Linked DNA regions of Homo sapiens: region 2 is linked to region 1. A link is an interaction called in ENCODE POLR2A ChIA-PET data of the cell type or tissue named here. Cell type or tissue: Panc1. All regions are shown on one strand. Region 1 overlaps PRPH (peripherin). Region 2 has its middle 5.5 kb from the start of FAM186B.

Evidence for each region. ChIA-PET counts read pairs that join two places held together with the same protein. Peaks named below come from ENCODE experiments on the same cell type or tissue, not always from the same donor. Only the 100,000 strongest peaks of a DNase experiment are listed, where the experiment ranks them.
Region 2: POLR2A ChIA-PET joins it to region 1 with 5 read pairs; 3 of 35 experiments call an interaction of 5 or more read pairs at or near these places.

Annotation. Positions count from the first base shown.
Region 1 is chr12:49,295,384-49,299,383 of GRCh38, forward strand. It overlaps PRPH (peripherin), which reads left to right. Exons shown (of 9, transcript NM_006262.4): 1 at 1-362; 2 at 795-855; 3 at 1,049-1,144; 4 at 1,506-1,673; 5 at 1,765-1,890; 6 at 1,974-2,194; 7 at 2,294-2,343; 8 at 2,575-2,654; 9 at 2,905-3,303. The coding sequence ends at 2,970. It overlaps TROAP-AS1 (TROAP and PRPH antisense RNA 1), which reads right to left. Exons shown (of 8, transcript NR_120449.1): 5 at 1,333-2,323; 6 at 1-1,201. Among named protein-coding and RNA genes, the nearest start is that of PRPH, 2.2 kb to the left of the region's middle. RefSeq lists enhancers at 1-696, 1,669-2,213, 1,953-2,122 and a silencer at 2,023-2,317. In Panc1, CTCF peaks have their summits at 1,325 (motif pointing left), 1,525 (motif pointing right) and 2,910 (motif pointing right); DNase peaks (open chromatin) are centred at 1,312 and 2,233; H3K4me3 peaks cover 1,703 bases.
Region 2 is chr12:49,609,137-49,613,136 of GRCh38, forward strand. It overlaps a transcript of FAM186B not described here. Among named protein-coding and RNA genes, the nearest start is that of FAM186B, 5.5 kb to the left of the region's middle. In Panc1, no CTCF peak of the experiment used is centred here; no DNase peak of the experiment used is centred here.

The sequences.
Region 1 (4,000 bases):
AGCCCCCGAGCGGGAGCGGGCGCCCTCCTGCGCCTGCCCTCGGAGCGCCTCGACTTCTCCATGGCCGAGGCCCTCAACCAGGAGTTCCTGGCCACGCGCAGCAACGAGAAGCAGGAGCTGCAGGAGCTCAACGACCGCTTCGCCAACTTCATCGAGAAGGTACGCTTTCTGGAGCAGCAGAACGCGGCCCTGCGCGGGGAGCTGAGCCAAGCCCGGGGCCAGGAGCCGGCGCGCGCCGACCAGCTGTGCCAGCAGGAGCTGCGCGAGCTGCGGCGAGAGCTGGAGCTGTTGGGCCGCGAGCGTGACCGGGTGCAGGTGGAGCGCGACGGGCTGGCGGAGGACCTGGCGGCGCTCAAGCAGAGGTCAGGGGGCAGGGCTGGGCCGCTGCCGTCGAGGCGAGGTCGAAGCGGCCGTCGAGGCGGCTGCTCTTGCCTCCCCTCGCTTCCCCTCTCCATCAGCAGCCCAAGGGTGTGGCTCCCCTTACCAACCCAGGTGTGTGCGGGCAGCATCCCTGCCCACGGGCTCCAAGTGCCCCCCGCTACCCCTTTGCTCTGAGTGTTTGGGGAGGTGGGAGAAGTGGGTATCTGTGCCTCCCCTGAGTAATGAGGAAACCCCCTTTTCAGCTCCCAGTCCGTTAGAGACAATGCGGGGCAATTCCATTAGACAGCCTCAGCCCTCCATTTAGAGTCCTGGGCAGCAGAACAGCCTCTAACCGGATCCTGGGGGGCGTGCGGTCTGGGGTGCGAGCTGGGCGGCGACCCCGCAGTTCAGCCTCTGCACGCTCTTCCCGTCAGGTTGGAGGAGGAGACGCGCAAGCGGGAGGACGCGGAGCACAACCTCGTGCTCTTCCGCAAGGTGAGTCCGAGCCCCTCTCCGAGTTCAGCCTCCCCACCGCTACCCCCGATCTCAGTATCCAGAGGTGGCATCGGTGGGCGCGGGGAGAAGGGGGTAACCCAGATGCCTCCTGAGGCAGACAGGGAAGGCCTGGTCCTTCCTTGGTCTGCGCAGCCCCTAACTTATCTTGAACCTCCACTGCCACCCCTCGAAGGACGTGGACGATGCCACTCTGTCCCGCCTGGAACTAGAGCGCAAGATTGAGTCTCTGATGGATGAGATTGAGTTCCTCAAGAAGCTGCACGAGGAGGTAAGTGGGCCCGGTATCAGGGGCGGTTTCTGAGGTTGTGGGGTGGTCTCGCTGGAGCTGGCGGGTGGAGCGGAGGCATCGCCCTGGGGATCAGGACGATGCTGGGTAGACGCAGCCCCTCCACCCTAGTCTACAGGTGGTTAGACTCCCACCCTTGCGCCACCTGGCGGCGGGCAGCGGGGCTGTACCTCCGAAACCTGGCCTCTGGTCTCGCGCCCGCGGGGGCGCAGGGCTGTACGCCCTGCCCTCCCTGGCGCCCACTTCTGTTCGTTCAAGCGTTTCTTCTCTTTTCTGTGCACGAACTGCGTGGCCCGCGTGGAATTTGCGCCGCTGTCCATCCTCTGCCTGCTCCCGGCCGTAGGAGCTGCGAGACCTGCAGGTGAGTGTGGAGAGCCAGCAGGTGCAGCAGGTGGAGGTGGAAGCCACGGTGAAGCCCGAGCTGACGGCAGCGCTGAGGGACATCCGCGCGCAGTACGAGAGCATCGCCGCGAAGAACCTGCAGGAGGCGGAGGAGTGGTACAAGTCCAAGGTGCAAGAGCCGGGAGGGCCTGCGAGGCGGGACGCTGGGGTGGTGTCGCGCGTCCCAGCCGACTAAAGCCTGGGTTACCCCCACTTCTCAGTACGCGGACCTGTCCGACGCTGCCAACCGGAACCACGAGGCCCTGCGCCAGGCCAAGCAGGAGATGAACGAGTCCCGACGCCAGATCCAGAGTCTAACGTGCGAGGTGGACGGGCTGCGCGGCACGGTGAGTACGAAGCTGCGCGCTCGGGCCCGGGGAGCGGACGATGAAATGTTCTGCAACTGGCCCCTTCCACTCTCCTACCCCAGAACGAGGCGCTGCTCAGGCAGTTGAGAGAGCTGGAGGAGCAGTTCGCCCTGGAGGCGGGGGGCTACCAGGCGGGCGCTGCGCGGCTCGAGGAGGAGCTGCGACAGCTAAAAGAGGAGATGGCGCGGCACCTGAGGGAGTACCAGGAGCTCCTCAACGTCAAGATGGCCCTGGACATCGAGATCGCCACCTACCGCAAGCTGCTGGAGGGCGAGGAGAGCCGGTGAGGGTGGAGCTGCTGGGGCGGGGCAGGGCGGGGTCGGGACTGGGCCGGGCAGGGCGGGGCCTGGGCAGGGGCGCTGACAACTTGCTTCGCCTCTAGGATCTCCGTGCCCGTCCATTCTTTTGCCTCCTTAAATATAAAGACGACTGGTGAGTCTGGCTTACAGCCTGTACCTCTCCTTGTCCACTTCTGCCCTCCTCGGGCTCTTGCTCTGGCTCACCTCAGGGATCTCTTCTCCCCACGGAACTTCTGGGTCCTGGCCTGTACCCACCCCTACTCCTCAAACCCGCCCCTCCCCTGCCCTCAGGGATAGCAGTGGGAGCCTAAGAGGAGAGATTCCCACGCCTTCCCCCTTGAACCCTTTATCCTGCTTTCTTCAGTGCCTGAGGTGGAGCCTCCCCAGGACAGCCACAGCCGGAAGACGGTTCTGATCAAGACCATTGAGACCCGGAATGGGGAGGTGAGGCAGGTCCCCTAATGCCAGGACCCCACCATTTCCCATATTATTTCTGAGCCCCAGCCTGGCTGTCGCTAATCTTACTTAGGGTGGGTAATTCTTGGGGAGAGACAGAGAAGGAGACAGAGAACGTGGATAGATAACCAGGAGCCTCTGCTGGTTACCCCAGGGAGTGGGGCTCTATGATCCAAAGGAGTAGGATGGAGGGTGGCGCTGAATGGCTTGTGCCCATCATATGCCCTGTCCCCAGCAGGTGGTGACAGAGTCCCAGAAGGAGCAGCGCAGTGAGCTGGACAAGTCTTCTGCCCACAGTTACTGAACCCCTTGGTCCGGAGCCTTGACTCTGCCCTAGGCCTGCTCAAAGCCCAAACCCTAAGACCACTCCTGAATTGTCTCCTCTCCCTCTGCATGTGTCTAAAAGGTGGTACCAGGCATCCCTTTCCTGGCTTATGGCCAAGCCCTACCCGGCCAGCAGTCGCTGGGCCTCTCCCTGCCCTGACACTTGATGTGACCTATGTGCTTCCCTTTTCATGTCCCGATAAGAAGCCAATGATCCCCCCTCAGGACAAATCTACTCCAGCCACGATGAGAAGTGGGTGAGCCAGGGTCTGAGTTTCACATTTGAACCAAATAAAATGCTGTCAAGAGAAAACTCTCCAGTGCATTTGTTTCTGTGGAAGTGTGTGTGCGGTACCTGAGGGGAGGAGCCTCGGCGGTGTTCTCCCTTTGTCTCGAGTCATTTCTTTTCTGGCTGTCACTCTCTTGGCATCAATATACCCTTCTAGGTTTTCTACCTCTGTCCATTCCTTTTCAGCTTTTGTCCCTCACCTGCAGCCTGGAATGCCCAGCCACCTGCTGGGTGCCTCACAGGCCACTCAAACTCAACCTGTCCCAAACAGAGCTCCTCACCTCCCTCTGCAATCATGCTCTTCCTCTGGATTCCTTGCCCCAGAAGAAGGCACCACTAAGACACCTAGTGCCCAAGTTAGAATTCACCTCAGCTTATGCACCCTTCTTTTCTTCACCTGACCCCAAATTCTGTGAAGTCTACTTCTTTTGTTATTTAAAAAATTTTAATAGGCTGGGCGCGGTGGCTCACGCCTGTAATCCCAGCACTTTGAGAGGCCGAGGCAGGTGGATCATGAGGTCAGGAGATCAAGACCATCCTGGCTAACATGGTGAAACCTTGTCTCTACTAAAACTACAAAAAAATGGCCGGGCGTGGTGGCTCACACCTGTAATCCCAGCACTTTGGGAGGCCAAGGCGGGTGGATCACTTGAGGTCAGGAGTTCAAGAAGAGCCTGGCCAACATGGTGAAACCCTGTCTCTACTAAAAATAAAAAAATTA
Region 2 (4,000 bases), 310 kb after region 1:
GGGAAAGGGACTGCTACAGCTGTGGTTTCTCCTAGGCAACAAGATGCAACCAGGGTCAGCTTGGTGACCTGTGGACTGGTCTGAGTGAGTTATTGCTTGGTATGCTAGACTGTTCTCCTGAGATCATGGTGCAGTGGGGCCCTCTCAGCTCAACACTCAGGGAGATCTCCAGGCATTTGGAGCACCCACTCACCCAGATCAGCAGCCTGAGCTGCCCTATCCTTCCTGTGCAGACACTCTAGTGAAGTGGGGCTCACTCTGCTCCACACCCAGGCAGATCTTCAGGAATTTGGAGCACCTGCTTGCCTGCATTTGCAGTCTGAGTTGGCACACCCTTCCTGTATAGAGACCATGGTGAAGAGGCACCCTATCCACCCCATGCCCAGACAGATCTCTAGGCAGTCGGAGCATCCGTTCACATGAATTAGCAGCCTGCCACCCCACCCTCCCTGTGTAGAGATTGTGGTGCAGCAGTGCCCTCTGCATTCCACACTCAGACACCTGGAGCATGCACTCTCCTGGATTAGGAGTTTAGGCCACCCTGGTTCCTTGTGCATAGAACTTGGGGCCAAGGAGGTTTCCCAACTCAACAACTAGCAACACCTCTGGGCACTGGGTGGCAGCCCACTGGATTCTCCCTTGGTGTTGGTGCTGTGCCTGCCATTGAGGGACCTGTAGACAGGCCTGCTCTGGTCCAGCCCCACTCATCTTACCTCCTGGGACTGAGCAGGGAGCTCAAGCCACTGTGCATTCCATGGATCAGCCCATTGCCTGAGGCAACAGAGAGCTTCTGCCAGTAAACAAGGATCAAGAATATACCCAGCCACGCTGGCCACAGCTGGCTCTTACTTATAAGTGCCATCTACTGGCCTGTACATCAAACCACACAACCCAATATAAAATCTGCTGATAGTATACAAGGCTATAGAAGCAAAGCCAAAAGACCCAATCTAATATTCTCTACAGTCATTACCCCCTAGGCAGGGGAGAGGGAAAGGGAAGGTGGAAAAAAAAAAAAAACCGATATTATAGGGAAAGAAATAAAAAGAAAAAAATTCTGTCCCCCCACACACAAATTAGAATTGCCAGCATCTCCAGATGAGAAAGAACCAAAGCAAGAATTCTGGCACCATGAAAAATCTGAATGTAGTGACACCACCAAAGGATCGCACTAGATGTCTAGTCCTTAACCAAAATTGAAACTCAGAAATGACAGATAAAGAATTCAAAGCATGGATTGCTAGGAAACTCAACAAGATCCAAGACAAGGTTGAACATCAACCTAAAGAAACTTCTAAAGCAATCCACAAAATGAAGGAATAGATAAACATCTTGAAAATAAATCAGTCAGAGCTTCTGGAATTGAAAAACAGGCTGGGCGTGGTGGCTCACGCCTGTAATCCCAGCACTTTGGGAGGCCGAGGCGGGCGGATCATGAGGTCAGGAGACTGAGACCATCCTGGCTAACATGGTGAAACCCCGTCTCTACTAAAAATACAAAAAACTAGCCGGACACGGTCGTGGGCGCCTGTAGTCCCAGCTACTCAGGAGGCTGAGGCAGGAGAGTGGCGTGAACGCGGGAGGCAGAGCTTGCAGTGAGCCAAGATTGCGCCACTGCACTCCAGCCTGGGCGACAGAGCAAGACTCCATCTCAAAAAAAAAAAAAAAAAGAAAAACTCACTTAAAGAATTTCAAAATACAATTGAAAGCTTTATCAATGACTGGACCATGAGAAGAAAGAATTTTGGAGCTTGAAGTTTGGTCTTTTGAACTAACCTAGTCAGACAAATATATAAAAAAGGTAATTTTTAAAAATGAACAAGGCCAGGCACAGTGGTTCATGCCTGTAATCCCAGCACTTGAGAGGCCAAGGCGGGCGAATCACTTGAGGCCAGGAGTTCGAGACCAGCCTGACCAACATGGTGAAACGTTGTCTCTACTAAAAAAAAAATTAGGCCAGGCACAGTGGTTTATGCCTGTAATCCTAGCACTTTGGGAGGCTGAGGCAGGTGGATCATCTGAAGTCAGGAGTTCAAGACCAGCCTGGCCAACATGGTGAAACCCCATCTCTACTAAAAATACAAAAATTAGACAGGCATGGTGGTGGGTGCCTGTAATCCCAGCTACTCAGGAGGCTGAGGCAGGAGAATTGCTTGAACCTGGGAGGCAGAGGTTGCAGTGAGCTGTGATCCCACCACTGCACTCCAGCCTGGACGACTGAGCAAGACTTCATTTCAAAATAAAAAAATACAAATACAAATACAAAAATTAGCCAGGCGTGGTGGCATGCACCTGTAGTCCCAGCTATTCAGGAGACTGGGGCATTAGAATTGCTTGAACCCAGGAGGCTGAGATTGCAGTGAATTGAGACTGCACTGCTGCACTTCAGCCTGGGCAACAGAGCAAGACTGTGTCTCAAAAAAATAAATAAATAAAAATGTAGGCCGGGCGCAGTGGCTCACACCTGTAATCCCAGCACTTTGGGAGGCCGAGGCGGGTGGATCACGAGGTCAGGGGATCGAGACCATCCTGGCTAACACAGTGAAACCCCGTCTCTACTAAAAATACAAGAATTAGCTGAGCACAGTGGCATGCACCTGTAGTCCCAGCTACTTGGGAGGCTGAGGCAGGAGAATCGCTTGAACCTGGGAGGCGGAGGTGGCAGTGAGCTGAGATCATGCCACTGCACTCCAGCATGACGAAAGAGCGAAACTCCATCTGAAAAATAAAATAAAATAAAATAAAATAAATAAACTTCATAGTTGAAGGAGAAATAAAAGCTTTTCCAGACAAGCGTGCTAAGGGAATTTGTTACCACTAAACTAGCCTTACAAGAGATCCTTAAGGGAGTTCTAAACATGGAAATAAAAGAACAATACCTGCTACCACAAAAATACAGTTAGGTGAATAGCTGACAGATTCTATAAAGCAACTGCATAATAGAAACTACAAAGCAACCAGCTAGTAACTTCATGATAGGATCAAAATCTCACATATCAATATTAACCTTGAATGTAAACAGTCTAAACGGCCCACTTAAAAGGCACAGAGCTGCAAGTTGGATGAAAAAACAAGACCTGTCTGTCTGCTGTCTTCAAGAGGCCCATCTCACACATAATGATACCAACAGGCTTAACATAAAGGGTTGAAGAAAGATCACACAAATGGATCTTTCTTCAAAAAGAGCAAGGGTCACTATTCTTAGATAAAACAGACTTTAATCCAACAAAGTTTTTTTTTTTTTTTTTTTAAAGGGACAAAGAATGGCATTACATAATGATAAAGGAAGCTTGTCCAACCTGTGACCCATGGGCTGCATGTGGCCCAGGACAGCTTTGAATGCAGCCCAACACAAATTCATAAACTGCCTTAAAACATTATGAGGTTTTTTTATGTGTGTTTTTTTTTTTTAGTTCATTAGCTATTGTTAGTGTTAGTGTATTTTATGTTTGAGCCAAGACAATTCTTCTTCCAGTGTGGCCCAGGGAAGCCAAAAGATTGGATATCCCTCTCAGATAAAGGATTCAATTCAACAAGAAGACTTAACTATTCTAAATATATATATGCACACAACATTGGAGCACTTAGATTCATAAAACAAGTACTTCTAGACCTACAAAAAGACATAGACAACCACATAATAATATTGGGAGACTTTAACACCCCAATGACAGCATTAGACAGATCAACAAGGCAAAATACTAACAAAGAAATTCAGGACTTAAATTCGACACCTGACCAATTGGACCTAATAGACATTTACAGAATACTCCAACCACCAACCTCAGAATATACATTCTTCTCATCTGAACACAGTACACACTCCAAGATCAACCACATGCTTGGCCATAAAGCAAGTCTCTATAAATTCAAAAAAATCGAAATCATGCCAACCATATTCTCACACCTCAGTGGCATAAAAATAGAAATCAAAACAAGAAGATCTTCAAAACCACACAATTACATAGAAATTAAACAACTTACTCCTGAATGACTTTTG